2 separate regions of the Homo sapiens genome follow, and region 2 is linked to region 1. Evidence: chromatin loops called from intact Hi-C (ENCODE). Cell type or tissue: IMR-90. All regions are shown on one strand.

Evidence for each region. Peaks named below come from ENCODE experiments on the same cell type or tissue, not always from the same donor. Only the 100,000 strongest peaks of a DNase experiment are listed, where the experiment ranks them.
Region 2: it touches region 1 in a loop (2.5-fold over the local background); 2 of 110 quality-filtered maps call a loop at or near these places.

The regions. Positions count from the first base shown.
Region 1 is chr17:62,548,905-62,556,904 of GRCh38, reverse strand. TLK2 (tousled like kinase 2) reads right to left here. Exons shown (of 22, transcript NM_006852.6): 8 at 4,508-4,603; 9 at 3,150-3,242. Among named protein-coding and RNA genes, the nearest start is that of TLK2, 74 kb to the right of the region's middle. In IMR-90, a CTCF peak has its summit at 3,594 (motif pointing left); no DNase peak of the experiment used is centred here; H3K4me3 peaks cover 341 bases.
Region 2 is chr17:62,649,490-62,657,489 of GRCh38, reverse strand. All of the region lies in intron 1 of MRC2 (mannose receptor C-type 2), which reads right to left. Among named protein-coding and RNA genes, the nearest start is that of MRC2, 26 kb to the right of the region's middle. RefSeq lists enhancers at 2,792-3,502, 4,215-4,925, 4,926-5,637. In IMR-90, no CTCF peak of the experiment used is centred here; a DNase peak (open chromatin) is centred at 4,939; H3K4me3 peaks cover 802 bases; H3K27ac peaks cover 2,582 bases.

The sequences.
Region 1 (8,000 bases):
GCTGCAGTAAATGCCAGAAATATATGGAAGACAGTGTTTAATGAGATTCAGAAGAAAGGGGCAATCATATTAAAATAAGACATAACATGTGAGAAATAAAGGAGAGAAATCAGAGATTCAAGCTAAGAGTCAAGAAGAAACCAATATAAAGAGGGATAAAAGCATAGTTAGACATAATCACACATTTTCCAAATAAAAATATATAAACCCACATATAGAGACACCCTGGGGTAATATTTAACAAATTATGGTGTTTGCTGCTTTGGTCATGAACCTCTCTGAAATACGAAATGCTTGAAAAACTGAAGGAGAAACAGAGAGAGAGAATGCGTGTTATATTTGAGAGGCAGAACGAATAGAACAAGGGGTTATGACACAAAAATCCTGCACACAGTGTTGTCTTTCCACGGGAGGGCAAAAGAGAGAATTCTCAGGTCGGTAAGGCAGAGAAAATTTAACACTGACAAATCCTTGCTGAAAAATAATCACTTAAAAATGTACCACCATCAACAGATAAAACAAAAACTATAAATAAAAAAAATACTGCTGATAAGTTTTGAAATCAGTTGAATAAACAAGTCTAACAATGACTACAAATTTGGTCATAAAGCTGCCTCTGCCTATACTCTATACATAAGAACTTAGTATCATATATAGCAGTAAGAATGGTAATTTAACAATAATAATATAGGCCGAGCGCAGTGACTCACGCCTGTAATCCCAGCACTTTGGCAGACCAAGGCAGGCTGATCACTGCAGGTCAGGAGTTCGAGACCAGTGTGGCCAATGTGGCAAAAACCCATCTCTATTAAAAATACAAAAATTAGCCAGGCATTGTGGGGCATGCCTGTAATCCCAGCTACTTGGGAGGCAGAGGCAGGAGAATCACTTGAACCTGGGTGACAAAGTGAGACTCTGTCTCAAAAAATTAATAATTAATTAATAATATAAACAGCCAAATGTAGTGGCACATGCCTATAGTCCCAACTACTTGGGAGGCCAAGGTGGGAGGATCACATCAGGCGGGGACTGGGGAGCGCACAGCTTGCAAGACTGCGCCACTGCACTCCAGCCTGGGTGACAGAGTGAGATCCTGTCTCAAAATAAATATATAAAATTAATAATAATAGCCGGGCGCGGTGGCTCACGCCTGTAATCCCAGCACTTTGGGAGGCCGAGGTGGGTGGATCACAAGGTCAGGGGTTCGAGACCAGCCTGACCAACATGGTGAAACCCCGTCTCTACTATACAAAAATTAGCTGGGCGTGGTGGCGGGCGCCTGTAATCCCAGCTACTCAGGAGGCTGAGGTAGGAGAATTGCTTGACCCCAGGAGGCGGAGGTTGCAGTGAGCTGAGATCACGCCACTGCACTTCAGCCTGGGCGACAGAGCAAGACTCTGTCTCAAAAAAAAAAAAAAAAATTAATAATAATATAAACACACCAGACTTTACTAATAAAGGCCAGACTTAGTTTAGCTATGTGCTGAATTCCAGGTTTTATATAAAAAGGAGTCAAAATACACTATTTTACCCTATGTTTTCATTAAGTACAGAAATATAATACAAGTAAAACAATTTTGGAAGTCAGATCATCATGAGTACAGTGACTTTTATAATCTGTATTATTAAACATATATTCAAACAAAATTGTACCCAAAGCCTAGTAAGAAAGACTGACAAAGGCAAGGCTGCCGATCCCCACCTTGCAGTGTCACAGTAGCCCTGGAGGTTTCAGGACCCTGAAGAGTCAGATTAACTACCACATTAGCACAAATAAGGATTAAACCTATACCTTCTAAATCACTAAAGAGAAAAATGCTAGCCAATGTTATTCATAAATCAGTAACATTTATGTATATATTCATTTGTGTGTGTGTGTGTGTATATATACACACACATATCTACTTCAAACAGCTCAAAATTACTGAAAAAAAAAATGTACCAAATGTTTAATCCCAATTAATGGAATTATGAGTGACACATTTTTCTGTATTTTGTAAAGAGCATGTATAATTTTTTTTTTTTTTTGAGGCAGGGTCTTGCTCTGTTGTCCATGCTGGAGCACAGCAGCGTGAACTTGGCTCACTGTAGCCTAGAGGTCCTGGGCTCAAGCATCTTCCCACCTCACGCTCCCAGTAGCTGGGACCACAGACACACCACCATGCCTGGCAAATTTTGTATTCTTTTATAGAAATGGGGTCTTGCTGTGTCATGCATGCTGGTCTCAAACCCCTGATCTCAAGCAATCCTCCTGCCTCAGCCTCCCAAAGTGGCAGGTATGGGCCACCATGCCCGGTCCTTTTTACTTTCTTATTTTTTTCTTGAGACAAAGTATCACTCTGTCGCCCAGGCTGGAATGCAGTGGCGCAATCTCAGCTCACTGCAACCTCCGCCTCCCAGGCTCAATCAATTCTCCTGTCTCAGCCTCCCAAGTAGCTAGACTACAGCCGCTTGCCACCACACCAGGATAACGTTTTATATTTTTTTAGTAGAGACAGGGTTTCTTTTTACCATGTTGGCCAGGGTGGTCCCAAACTCCTGACCTCAAGTGATCCACCTGCCTTGGCCTCCCAAAGTGCTGGGATTACAGGTGTGAACCACCATGTCCGGCCCTTTTTACTCTTTAAAAACTATGAGTCAGTCATGCCAAATTGCATATTCAAAATATATTGATATTTTCTAGTGGTATCTATTTAATTCCAGATGAAGCATTTTAAAGGTTTCTTTTGTAAGCACAAAAAAGTTTGGGTGAGTAGGTTATAAAAGGTACAAAAAGCAAAATGGGCTAATAAGTCCTTTGAAATAGCTTATAAAATTCAACAATATTAAAATAACTTCTCTGGAATGGGAAAACAACACTTTATACTTATTCCCACAGTTCTAGATGAAATATAACACTCCACATATCTATTTCTCCAATATAAATTCAATCATTAAAACACTACAGTATAAGATTTCCAATTTAAAGGTAGTGTTTAGAATGCAGGAACCTGGTTCCTACTCAGATTCCCTCAATTAAAGAAAAATACCCAAATGTTTATTATTTCATTGTTATTTGGCTATAGTAATTACTTCTATGATATGTACATAATCCAAATATATATAACAAATGGTGCTTGCTATAAAATCTCTTACATTTTAATACTTACTCTTAATAAATCATCTATTCTTCCCTCCTTCTTCTCTAAGTCAGAATTCTTACTGTTTTCTAGTGCAGATATTTTTTCTATTGTGAGGTCGGACTACAGAGACAAAGGTAAAACAAATTTAGGATTAGTCTCAACATGTTATATGTCATCACACTCTTCTCATTACCTTTCTCGGGGGGGTGGGAAAAAGCACTTGCTCACACAAATGGCCTAGAATCACATGGCTTAAGAAATGAAATCTGCTTGTCTCATCTCATTCTTCAAGTCCTCTGCTGGGTTCCTTATGTCCCACTACACCTACACTTCAAACACATGTTAATTCTGGAATCAAATGTATGAATTCTCACTACTGTGCACTGAACAATGTAGAAACACGTTACTCCAGAAATGAAACTAACTTTGAATAGAAAAGGATCTCACAGGAGACTTGACACACAACTCTCTAAGGAACAAATGCGCCATCTGGTGGAAACAGAGAGCAATCAGAAGGGAAGAGAAGAAGCTACCTGAGTGCTCAACTATCTAACTGAACTGTACAAGAGCTGGTGATTTAGATAAAATTCAAATGTGCTCCAGGGAGTTGTATACCTCTTGAGATTTAAGAAATTCTCCTAGATTGCCAACGATCCTGTCTTGAAGGTAATATATATAGTATCAAAAGAGCCTTCAAGAAAACCCAGTATACTCAAAACTACAAAATGGAAGCTATAGCCACCATCCTTTGCAGATACAATCCTCAAATGTTCAGAACACTACCTAAATTAAAGAGTTTCTGAACACAATTTAAGGAGTAAACCATGTTGGTATCTCACATCTGAGAGAAGTTTAGCCAGGTATAAATAAGTAAGCAGGAAAAGGAATACATTAACTACTTTCATAAATTAGAGAATTAACATTTATTGAAAGCCTACTACAAGTACACTACTAATAAACATTTTGTATACACTGTCTGAGATCATGAGAATCAACCATATTTTCACAGATGATTTGTACTAAGAAAAACTGAGGCCCAGGCCAGAATCTGAACTTAGAGGCCTTCAAAGCGTAGGTACTTTTCTTCTGTGGAATACTGTAGGGAAAAAAAAAAAAAAAAGGTGTGCAGTTTCCTTAACACCATGCTTTAGCATAAGCATTTCTGCTACAATACACCGGAAGAGTAAAGAAAAGCCTCAAAAAGTTAAAGCACCTTCCAAAGGACTTTAAATACCCATAATGCAAGTTATGAATATAATACACACAAATAATGAGGTGGTCAGAGAAATACAGAGAAGTCAGAGAAGAATGACAGACTACACAGGTTAGCCCTTATTCCTACACAGCAGGTATGCCCCTCAATTGATTATCGATCACCAACCTACCTGGGTCTGTCTGTGCTGGATGGAGATCTGTTTTTGGGAGCTGCAGGAATGCTCTGTGTTGCCAGATCCCGTAGATGAGGGACTGTTTTGCTGAGCCTACAATAAAGGTGCATTACCAATCACAGGAAAGTTTGGCATCTTTTTCCACAAACACTTGTATTAATGCAAACAACTCCATAATTTGTATCTCCACAATACAAACCCCTTCTTATGAAAGTGAGAAGTCAGGGCCACGTGGCCAAGAAGAAAGTAAAACAATTCAAATATGAGACAAAGGGCTGGACATGGTGGTTTATACCAAGTTCCTGTAAACAGGTTTAAAGTATCAAATGCTTACAAATGAATTTTTAAAATATGAAAATTAGAGAAAATGAAAAGTTATTCCTGTAATAACTTGCCTTTTTCACTTGTATTTTCATATGCTTTAGTCAGAAAAGGCTAGTGAAGCATCCAATGCACAGGGGATGCATGTAAAGGACTGTGAACCACTATTCAGAATAGTCTCCTAAACACACAAACATTATCCATGAACACACAGCGGTCTAAAATCCAGGTTGATTTCTAATACTGTCACTTGCTGACTGGGCATTCTAAGGCATTTTAAATTTATACGGTTTAGGTTCCACAATATAATTAACCTATTCAGGTTAATTATATTATATTCTCAATAATACTTTTTTTTTTTTTTCTTTTGAGATGTAGTCTTGCTCTGTCACCCAGGCTGGAGTACAGTAGCACGATCTGGGCTCACTGCAAGCTCTGCCTCCCGGGTTCATGCCATTCTCCTGCCTCAGCCTCCCGAGTAGCTGGGACTACAGGCACCCGCCACCATGCCTGGCTAATTTTTTGTATGTTTAGTGGAGACAGGGTTTCACTGTGTTAGCCAGGATGGTCTTGATCTCCTGACCTCATGATCCGCCCGCCTCAGCCTCCCAAAGTGCTGGGATTACAGGCGTGAGCCACCACACCTAGCCTAACAGTACTTTTTAAAACAAGGTAAAACTGCAGCTAACAAAGTATGACCCATCACAGACATAAGTAGAAAATATTCAATATTCTGAGAATCATGGAATGGTAAAAATACAGTACTACTATCTCATCAGAGAATACAGCATTTCCACATGTGAATTTCTTCTGATACTTTCTACATATTCTTTTGATTACTGTTCTTACTCATTAACATATTAACAATGGTATAACCACCAACTATTGAACAAGTTACTGTAACCTAAATGTTTCACTGTCATTGTCACAGGTTAATTCTTACAAAATCCTATAAGGAGACTGGGTCAGGTGGCTCACCTGTAATCCTAGCACTTTGGGAGGCTGAATCAGGTGGATCACTTGAGGACAGAAGCTCGAGACCAGCCTGGCCAACATGGCAAAACCCTATCTTACTAAAAATACAAAAATTAGCTAGGCACAGTGGTGCACACCTGTAATCCCAGCTACTCAGGAGGCTGAGGCAGGAGAATTGCTTGAGCCTGGGAGGCGGAGGTTGCAGTGAGATGAGATCACACCACTGCACTCCAGCCTGGGTGACAGAGCAAGACTCTGTCCTATAAGGTGGTTGTAATTATTAGTTCCATTTTACAAATAAATAAAATAAAAATCAGAGATATTAAGTACCTATGTGAGTTCACAGAGCTAGTGGGTGGGGTGACCAGAACTGGGGGTTGTGTCCACAATAACTGCTCTCAATGACCACAGTAGACTGTTACCACCAGCCTGTGAGCAAACTAGCACTTCCTACACACGATTTCATTGAAGGCTCACAACAGCCTCATCAGATAGGCAGCATTATTAACGCCATTTTAATGTATACATTCAATGACTATTTATTAAGTACTCCCTATGTCTAAGCACTGTGCTAGGTGCTAGGTACACATGGTAAGAGAAACCACAGACCCAGTCCTTACTCTGCCTTAATGAAGCTTACAATCCAAAACAAGATTTACTAAACACTTGGTAAATATTTGTTGAAAGAAACTGTTGAATAAACAATCATATAATAAATACACAATCACAATTAGGATAAGTGCTAAAAGAGCATATAACAAGGCACATAACCTAATTTAGAGGGTCAGGGATAAACCTTTAAAAAGTTTATGATTTGAGGCTGAGCACAGTGGCTCATGTCTGTAATCCCAGCACTTTGGGAGGCCGAGGTGGGTGGATGACCTGAGGTCAGGAATTCAAGACCAGCCTGGCCAACATGGTGAAACCCCATCTCTACTGGAAATACAAAAAATTAGCCAGGCGCAGTGGCGCACACCTGTAATCCCAGCTACTGGGGAGGCTGAGGCAGGAGAATCGCTTGAACCTGGGAGGCGGAGCTTGCAGTGAGCCAAGATTGTGTCACTTCACTCCAGCCTGGGCAACAGAGTGAGACTTCGTCTCAAAAAACAAAAAAAAGTTTATGATTTGAGGCTGGGTGCGGTGGCTCAGGCGTATAATCCCAGCACTTTGGGAGGCTGAGGCAGGTGGATCAGCTAAGATCAGAAGTTGAAGACCAGCCTGGCCAACATGGTGAAATCTCATCTCTACTAAAAAAAAAAAAAAACAATACAAAACAAAAAAAATTAGCCAGGCGTGGTGGTGGGCGCCTGTAATCCCAGCTACTCAGGAGGCTGGGGCATGAGAATTGCTTGAGCCCGGGAGGTGGAGGTTGCGATGAGCTGAGATCACACCACTGCACTCTAGCCTGGGTGACAGAGCAAGACTCCGTCTTGCGGTGGGGGTCTTGGGGGGGAGCACCAAGTCTATATAATTCCAAATAACTAAATATGTTCTCTACTCTAGGATGCAGCAAATCCAATCTTTCCTTACTAATTAAGGGTCATCATTATGAACCTCAAGTATTATAATGCACTAGGATACAAGCATTTGTATAACTGAAGATTTCCTTCAGTTATCATTTGATTGCTTTTACAATCCTCTCCTTTTACAATGTGTTTCTATTTTTTTTTTTTTTTTTTTTTTTTTTTTTTTTTTTTTTTGAGATGGAGTCTTGCTCTGTCACTTAGGCTGGAGTGTAGTGGCACGATCTCGTCTCACTGCAAGCTCTGCCTCCCAGGTTCACGCCGTTCTCCTGACTCAGCCTCCCGAGTAGCTGGGACTACAGGCACCCGCCACCACTCCCGGGTAATTTTTTGTATTTTTTTTTTAGTACAGACGGTGTTTTCACCAGGTTAGCCAGGATGGTTTCGATCTCCTGACCTCATGATCCCCCCACCTCGGCCTCCCAAAGTGCTGGGATTACAGGTGTGAGCCACCGCGCCCGGCCCTACAATGTGTTTCTATACAAATGACTGTCTGAACTATATTTATAATAAGAGCCAATAAGAATCAAATGATTAGACTGGGTGCAGTGGCTCACACCTGTAATCCCAGCACTTTGGGAGGCTGAGGTGGGTGGATCATGAGGTCAGGAGTTCAAGACCAGCCTGGCCAACATGGTGAAACCCTGTCTCTACTAAACATACAAAAAAAA
Region 2 (8,000 bases), 100 kb before region 1:
CCCATGCCTAGCACAGTGCTACGCATCAAGCTGTGGCTCAATATGTTCTTACTGAGTAAATGGAGAAATGAATGAAGCTAGGCAGGGAGCTGTGCACTGAGCACTGGCTGGGTGTGATTCATTCATTTATTCATTCATTCATCCAACAATGATGTATTGAGAATTTCATAGATGCCAGCAGGGCATCAGGCACTGAGGGTATTGTGAACAATATAGACATGATCCCAGCCCTTATCACCATATGGTCTGGCAGGGCGCTGGGCTCTACAATGAAGACATGGCAACGATAACAATCTGTGACCTCATTGAGCTGCCTTTATCTGCCCAGGAAACTTCCCATCCCCTTCTTGTTCTCCTTGTATTGTGTACCTCTGGCTATGTGGATGTGTGGGTGGGCACAAGGCTCACTCTTGAGCTGATGACAGTGTCTATCCCCTTGGCCACAGTGATGGGGCACATAACTCAAACAGGGCTGATCAGAGAACTCCCCTGGAACACATAAAGCTTTCCCTTTTTGTTAAGATTGCTAGGCTGGGGCTGCCAATGGCCATGCTTCCTACGATGAGGGGATAATATATAAAGAGAAGCAGAGTGAAACGGGACAAAGAGATGGAAAGAGAGGAAGTGAGTCCCAAAGATGCTGGATGTCCTGTCCCTGAATCCCTGAGGCTCTTTCCTCCATTCTGTGAAACACTCAGGATCATCTGCAGCCAGCTGGGCTCCTGCATTCCTTTTTTAATTAGCTTGTCTGCATTGGGTTTCTGTCCCATTCTCCTTATTTCCTGGGAGGTTACTGCTCTAGGACCTCCTCTGACCTGTCAGACCAGCCTCTTGGGTCGGCTGCAGCACCAAGGCCATGTCAGAGGAGGTGCCTGGAGGCTGGACCCTCAGCCCATTCTCCTAATCATCCTTCTGGCTGCTCCCTTGGGGGCTTTCTTATCCCATACAGATGATAATCATTTATGAAGCACTGTAAGGGAAATTAAAAATGAACCAGATGCTGGGCACAGTGGCTCATGCCTGTAATCCCTGCACTTTGAAAGGCTAAGGTGGGAAGATCGTTTGAGCCCAGGAGTTCAAGACAAGCCTAGGTAACATGGTGAGATCCCGTCTCTACAAAAAAATTTAAAAATTAGCCAGGTGTAGGCTGGGCGTGGTGGCTCACACCTGTAATCCCAGCACTTTGGGAGGCCGAGGCGGGTGAATCACGAGGTCAGGAGTTTGAGACCAGCCTGGCCAACATGGTGAAACTCCATCTCTACTAAAAGTACAAAAATTAGCGGGGCATGGTGGCGCACACCTGTAATCCCAACTACTCAGGAGGCTGAGGTAGGAGAATCGCTTGAACCCAGGAGGCGGAGGTTGCAGTGAGCTGAGATTGCACCACTGTACTCCAACCTGGCAACAGAGTGATGTTCCATCTCAAAAAAAAATTAGCCAGGTGTGGTGGCATGTGCCTGTGGTCCCAGCTACTCGGGAGTCTGAGGCAGGAGGAATAACTGAGCCGAGGAGTCTGAGGCAGTAGTGAGCTATAATCACGCCACTGCATTCCAGCCTAGGAATCAAAAGAAGATACAGCCTCTGCCCTCATGCGTTTATAATGAAGCTGGAGAGGCTGAACTCATGAAGCAATCCATGGAAAAGTTTAAGTCTGCACGGTTGGGGGTGAAGGTGATAGATAGAAATGAACTTTCCAGATAAATGAAGTGTGATAGAAATATTTCTTTCTTTCTTTTTTTCTTTTCTTTTTCTTTTTTTTTTTTTTTTTAAAGAGACAGAGTTTCGTTCTGTTGTCCAGGCTGGAGTGCAGTGGCATGATCATAGCTCACTGCAGCCTTGAATTCCTGGGCTCAAGTGATCCTCCCACCTAAGCCCCCAGAATAACTGGGACTATAGGCATGCACCCCACCATGCCCAGCTAATTGTTGTTTGTTTGTTTGTTTGTTTTGAGATGGAGTCTCGCTCTGTTGCCCAGGCTGGAGTGCAGTGGCGCGATCTCGGCTCACTGCAAGCTCCTCCTCCAGGGTTCACACCATTCTCCTGCCTCAGCCTCCCGAGTAGCTGGGACTACAGGCGCCCGCCACCATGCCCGGCTAATTTTTTTGTATTTTTAGTAGAAACGGGGTTTCACCATGTTAGCCAGGATGGTCTCAATCTCCTGACCTCGTGATCTACCCACCTTGGCCTCCCAAAGTGTTTGTGTTTGAGACGGAGTCTGCTCTGTTGCCCAGCCTGGAGTGCAGTGGAGCGATCTCCACTCACTGCAGGCTCCACCCCTGGGGTTCATGCCATTCTCCTGCCTCAGCCTCCCGAGTAGCTGGGACTACAGGCGCCCGCCACCACGCCCGGCTAATTTTTTTGTATTTATAGTAGAGACAGGGTTTCACCGCATTAGCCAGGATGGTCTCGATCTCCTGACCTCGTGATCCGCCTGCCTCGGCCTCCCAAAGTGCTGGGATTACAGGTGTGAGCCACCGCACGCAGCCCCAGCTAATTGTTTTTACTTTTTGTAGAGACGGAGTCTTGCTTTGTTGCCCAAGCTGATCTTGAACTCCTGGCCCCAACCTCCTGATCCTCCTACCTTGGCCTTCCAAAGTGCAGGATTTCTAGGTGTGAGCCACCGTGTCTAGTTTGATAGGAATATTTCTGATGTAGTCCACACTTCTTGTTTCTCAGACATCCAGGTCATCACCTGGGAAACATGCCTGTGCTCATGGGCAACTGGGTTTTAAAGCAATTTGCCCTACATTGAGTAACCCATCTCCTTCCTCCTTGATGGTCACTGAGGCCTCCTCTCCCGTCCTGTCTGCTTCAAGGCACACAATGCTTTGGTGAAGTCGCGAGGCTGAGTGCAAAGGCTTGACAACAGTTTGTGTCTCTGGAGCAAAACCCTCAGCTGTTGCTGCAGTTTCCCCGGACTCAGCCCATCCACAGAGGCAGCCAGAGGTCTGACCTCAGATAAGACGGCTGCTCTCCACAAGACATCACAGATGAAGGAGGCAGATGAGAAGTTAATTCTAGCATGGTGCCTGGCATGCAGCGGACTCTCAACAAATATGTGTTGAATGAGAGGCATGTCACATAAAACCCTGAAAGGCACAAGCAGAGACAAGGACAAGGAAGGCATTCCAAGGACAAGGAAGGCGGTCCAAGCTGCCCAACCGCAGGAGCAAAGGCTGCAGGCAGGAACGCAGGGCCCAGCGACCACCTGGCTTAGCTCCTGGAAAGCTGGGGGCTGGAGGACAGCTGGCCAGCCCTGGAGGGGACTCAGTTCCATCCCTGAGGGCATGGCAGGGTGGCCTCCAGCCTCTGAGCCTCTCTCCCTTCACTGCCCCTCCCCAGGCCACGCAGAGGCGAGGGGTCATCCCAGGGAGAGCCAGAGGCCGCCTGAAAGGGCCGCCAGCCAAGAGGAGCAGCTGTTTTCAATGAGCTGCTTAACCTCCAGGCCAGGCCTGGAAATGTCCTTGAGTCAGCAGAAGCTGCCAGCCCCACCCTGCTAAGAGGCCAACCCTGGGGACCCAGCACCCCACCCTGCACCACCCCTGGCTAGAGACTGTGTCCACGTACATGCATGCACATTAGATCCTGGGCTGGACGAGGGGGGCATTGCTTCCATGGAGGACGGGGGTTACATGATATCGAAGCCCAATACCCCGCCCAACTGTGCAACATCCCCACCGACATCCTGAACCATGGTGGGTTTCCCTCTACCGGCCACCTTCCCCTTTTCACACCCTCCTCCCTCCTCCCCAACAGCCCCTCCATCCCAGCCAGGCCAAACTGCTTTCCTCCCACAGCTTAAAGTGCTTGTGCCTAAAACCTACACACACAGTCCCAGTGTTGCGCTGTTGCTGTCACAGGCCACCCTTTGTAGAGCAGTGGCGGGCTTCCCCCACCAGTCATTTCCAGAGATGCTTTTCTCCCCACTTCAAATCTCTGTGCTGCAGACTGTGATATCCTGTGTTCTAGGAAGACATTAAATCACACTCTGGCAGGGAATGGGTGGAGAGGTGGGACTGTCCCTCCACCTACTAAATGCAGGCGGTGGTGGGGAAGGCGACTGTCACCTTTCCCGCGGTTTTGCTGATCCTCCAGACCCCGCCCCGGGGGTGGGGGCGGGGGTGGGGGTAATGCGGGCTGAGTGGAAGCTAGCCCCGCCCCTGGGGTTCTCTGGGAAGGCAAATCCTCACCCGCGCTGGCCTTCCCCTTCGCAGTGTCATGGTGTTTGATCTCATCCCCTGCTGGCTTTTGTCTTAGACCAAAGCATCACAGTATTTTCGGCCAGTCCTCCCCCAGGCCCCCCTTGCCGGAGGAACTGGAGAGCGGCCGCGCTACAGCAAGCAGCAATCGCTCTCGCCTCCAGCCTCTGCTCCGGGCAGCGCCCGGCCCTTTCCTCCCACTGGCTCTTCCTCACCGGGGGTCACCAGGCCTGGATCCCCAGAGTCCGAGCATCCCGGGGGCGGGCACACCTTGACCCCTTTCTCCCCCAACCCAGTGCCCAGGATCTGGGGCTCCCAGATCCACCTGCTCTTGGAGTTCCGAGTCTTCTCTGCTTCTGCTCCCAAGGGGCACCCCTGCCCCCGCCATCGTGCGCCCCCAACTCCAAGGAGCGCCCCTCCCCAAGCCACCGTTCGCCCTCAATCTGCGGCACGCCCCTCCCCCCGCCACCGTGTGCCCCTCCCTCCACCGAGCACCCCTCCCCCTGCCATCGTGCACCCCCCCAAGCGGCGCCACTTCCTCTGTCACCGTGAGCCCCCTCTCCACTGGGCGCCCCTCCCTCCACCGCCGTGCGCCCCTCAATCTGTGGCACTTCCCGCTCCGCCGCCTCCCGCCCAGCTAGACAAATGCCCGGTCTGCGTGGCCGCTGCCCCTGGCGCCGTCTGCTAGCCCGCAGCCAAAATAAACAGCCCAAGAGCCACTTCCTTCCCCGTGGGGGGAATTTTCACAACGACGGCTGGCTCCAGTCGCGGCAGGAAGTGGCTTTCTGGGCCAACGATCCAACCTCATTGACCAGGCCGCTGAGGGCAGAATTCGGGAATGGGACCCGGAGCGCGGGGGCGGAGGCAGAGCCTCGCCGTGGCCACGCGATCACTTGTGCCCTCGCGGGGACCCCATCGCCGACAGCGGCCACCACTCCATAACGCAGGTGCGGAAGGCCTCTGCCGAGCCACACCTGTTCATTTCTCCGTGCGGGGGTGTTGTGCGCCTGCCCTTTCTTAAAATCATGGACAGGTTAGGACTCCACGCCTGGTTGATTGAGGACGAACCAGTGAGTGACTGCGTGACTTTATTAGGAGACATCCATACGAATTTGGGGGAAAGCATTTTTTTAAAATGTAGTTTTGACAAAGTGTCTACAAGGTGTGTGGGGTGGGGAGTAACCGAAAGCGGAAATATTACACGTGCCCCTCTGGTTCATTGAAGAGTCAGCAGAAATGAAGAAAATCTTTGGGCCTTTCTGTAATTTACAATTTTCCATAGTGAAAATTTATGTTTTCTGACTTAAAAGAAAAAAACAACTTAGATACCCCCCCACAAACAAAAGAAATGTGTAGCAAAATGTATTCAACCAGAATGATTAGTTCCTGAGAAACTGAGGTTTAAAATATTAACAGTCAGGCAGGGCGCGGTGGCTCACGCCTTTAATTCCAGCATTTTGGGAGGCCGAGGCAGGTGGATCACTTAAGGCCAGGAGTTTGAGACCAGCCTGGCCAACATGGTGAAACTCCATCTCTAATAAAAATACAAAAATTAGCTGGGTATGGTGGCAGATGTGGTGGTGTATGCCTGAGGAGACTGAGGCAGGAGAATTGCTTGAACCCGGGAGGAGGAGGTTACAGTGAGCCCAGATCGCACCACTGCACTCTAGCCTGGGGGACAGAGTGAAACTCGTCTCCGTAAAGAAGGAGAAAAAAATTAACTTTCAATTCAATTTCTTGGTAATGGTCTTTCAAGTAACACTTGACAAAAAAGGTAGAGATTCCCAACAACCTGCACTGGAGGTTTTCACTGGCCAAGTGCCCACTGAGGACCCAGGCTCTGCCCCTGGCTTCTCCATGCCCTGGACCTTTGCCTGGCATGAGTCTGAGCTTGTGAAAGATGTTTGTCGGCCGGGCGCAGTGGCTCACGCCTGTAATCCCAGCACTCTGGGAGGCCGAGGTGGGTGGATCACGAGGTCAAGAGATAGAGACCATTCTGGCCAACATGGTGAAACCCTGTCTCTACTAAAAGTACAAAAATTTGCTGGGCGTGGTGGCGTTCGCCTGTAGTCCCAGCTACTTGGGAGGCTGAGGCAGAAGAATTGCTTGAACCCAGGAGGCGGAGGTTGCAGTGAGCCGAGATCGCACTACTGCACTCCAGCCTGGCGACAGAGCGAGACTGCGTTTAAAAAAAAAAAAAAAAAGATGTTTGTCAAATGACAGAATGACTGTGAATGGAGGGATCTTAGAATTCATCTTGCCAATCGTTTAGAACGGGAAACTGAACACAGAAAGGTTAAGTGACTTGTCCAGGGATGTTCAAGGAACCTGGACCATGGCCTTTCTATTAGGTCTAAACCTCATCAGAGTCCTAAACAGCACTGTGCCAGTATTTGCTTCTCTAGGCAAATCATATCATTTACGTCAATACCGACAATGAAATGGCAAGTTAGTGATCATTACACCAGCACCACAAGCATGAACCAGGCCTGCCCCCGGCAAACTGGGACCTGTGGTCACCCTGCGCTTGTAAAAAGAGACACAAAGAATGCCAGGCATTAACCATGCGCGTCCAGGCACCAGACAGTGGGTTCCAAGGCTTTTCATTAATCCTTATAACAACCCTCAGATGTAGGCAAAATTCTGATCTGCACTTGACAGATGAGGAAACTGAGGTATTAAATAACTGAGAGATTAACATCTTGATAACACAGTTAATAAGGGGAAGAGCTGGGAAGGATGGCCAGGCAGACTTATTCCAGAGCGGACTCCAGCTAGCCTCCGAATTTTAGATGATAGCCCACAGGCAAGTTGTGTTTGGCTTCAGGATGTGTGAGAGAGATTACACATAAAAATGTAGATTTCCAGTCGAGGCAGCATGCCTGCAGGGTGCCAGCCACAAGAGCTGGTGCAGCTGCCCACCTGGGAGGGGTGTGGGCTCACCGGTTTGCCACAGTCTCCACCCATCCCTTTTGTGCCCCCACCATACACACACACTGAAGTGGAATGAGAGTGGCCATATAGTATCATGCTTGTACCCTTGTTTTTCTGAGTGGCAAAGCATTTTTCAGTATCCTGGTGTCTATTAAGAATGACGGCCAAGCATGGTGGCTCATGCCTGTGATCCCAGCATTTTGGGAGGCAGAGGCAGGCAGATCACTTGAGGCCAAGAGTTCGAGGCCAGCCTGGCCAACATGGTGAGACACCGTCTCTACTAAAAATACAAAACTTAGCCGGGTGTGGTGGCGGGTGCCTGTAGTCCCAGCTACTCAGGAGGCTGAGGCAGGAGAATCACTTGAACCCTGGAGGCGGAGGTTGCAGTGAGCCGAGATAGTGCCACTCCAACCTCAGCAATAGAGCGACACTCTTGTCTCAAAAAAATTTTAAAAAAAATTAAAAAAAAAAAAGAATGACAAGAAGGCTGTATCTATTTCAAAATAAAACAAAACAAAAAATGTATGTATCGGTGGGGCGGGGGGGGTCTGCTGCCCTGCCAACATGATTGATGTCAAATGACACTGTGACACGCTGCATAGGAGACATGAGACACATTTGAAGCACAGCACAATATGACTGAGAAATCAAGGCACGTTTCCTAATGAGCTGTTGCTCCACACATTGGCAATTCCCTGCCCTCCTGACATGGCAACATTCAAAGATCACTTGTTTGGTTCTAAAAGCAAGGCACGGCACTCTTTTTGAGACAGAGTCTCTCTCTGTCACGCAGGCTGGAGTGCAGTGATGAAATCTTGGCTCACTGCAGCCTTCACCTCCTGGGTTCAAGGGATTCTCCTGCCTCAG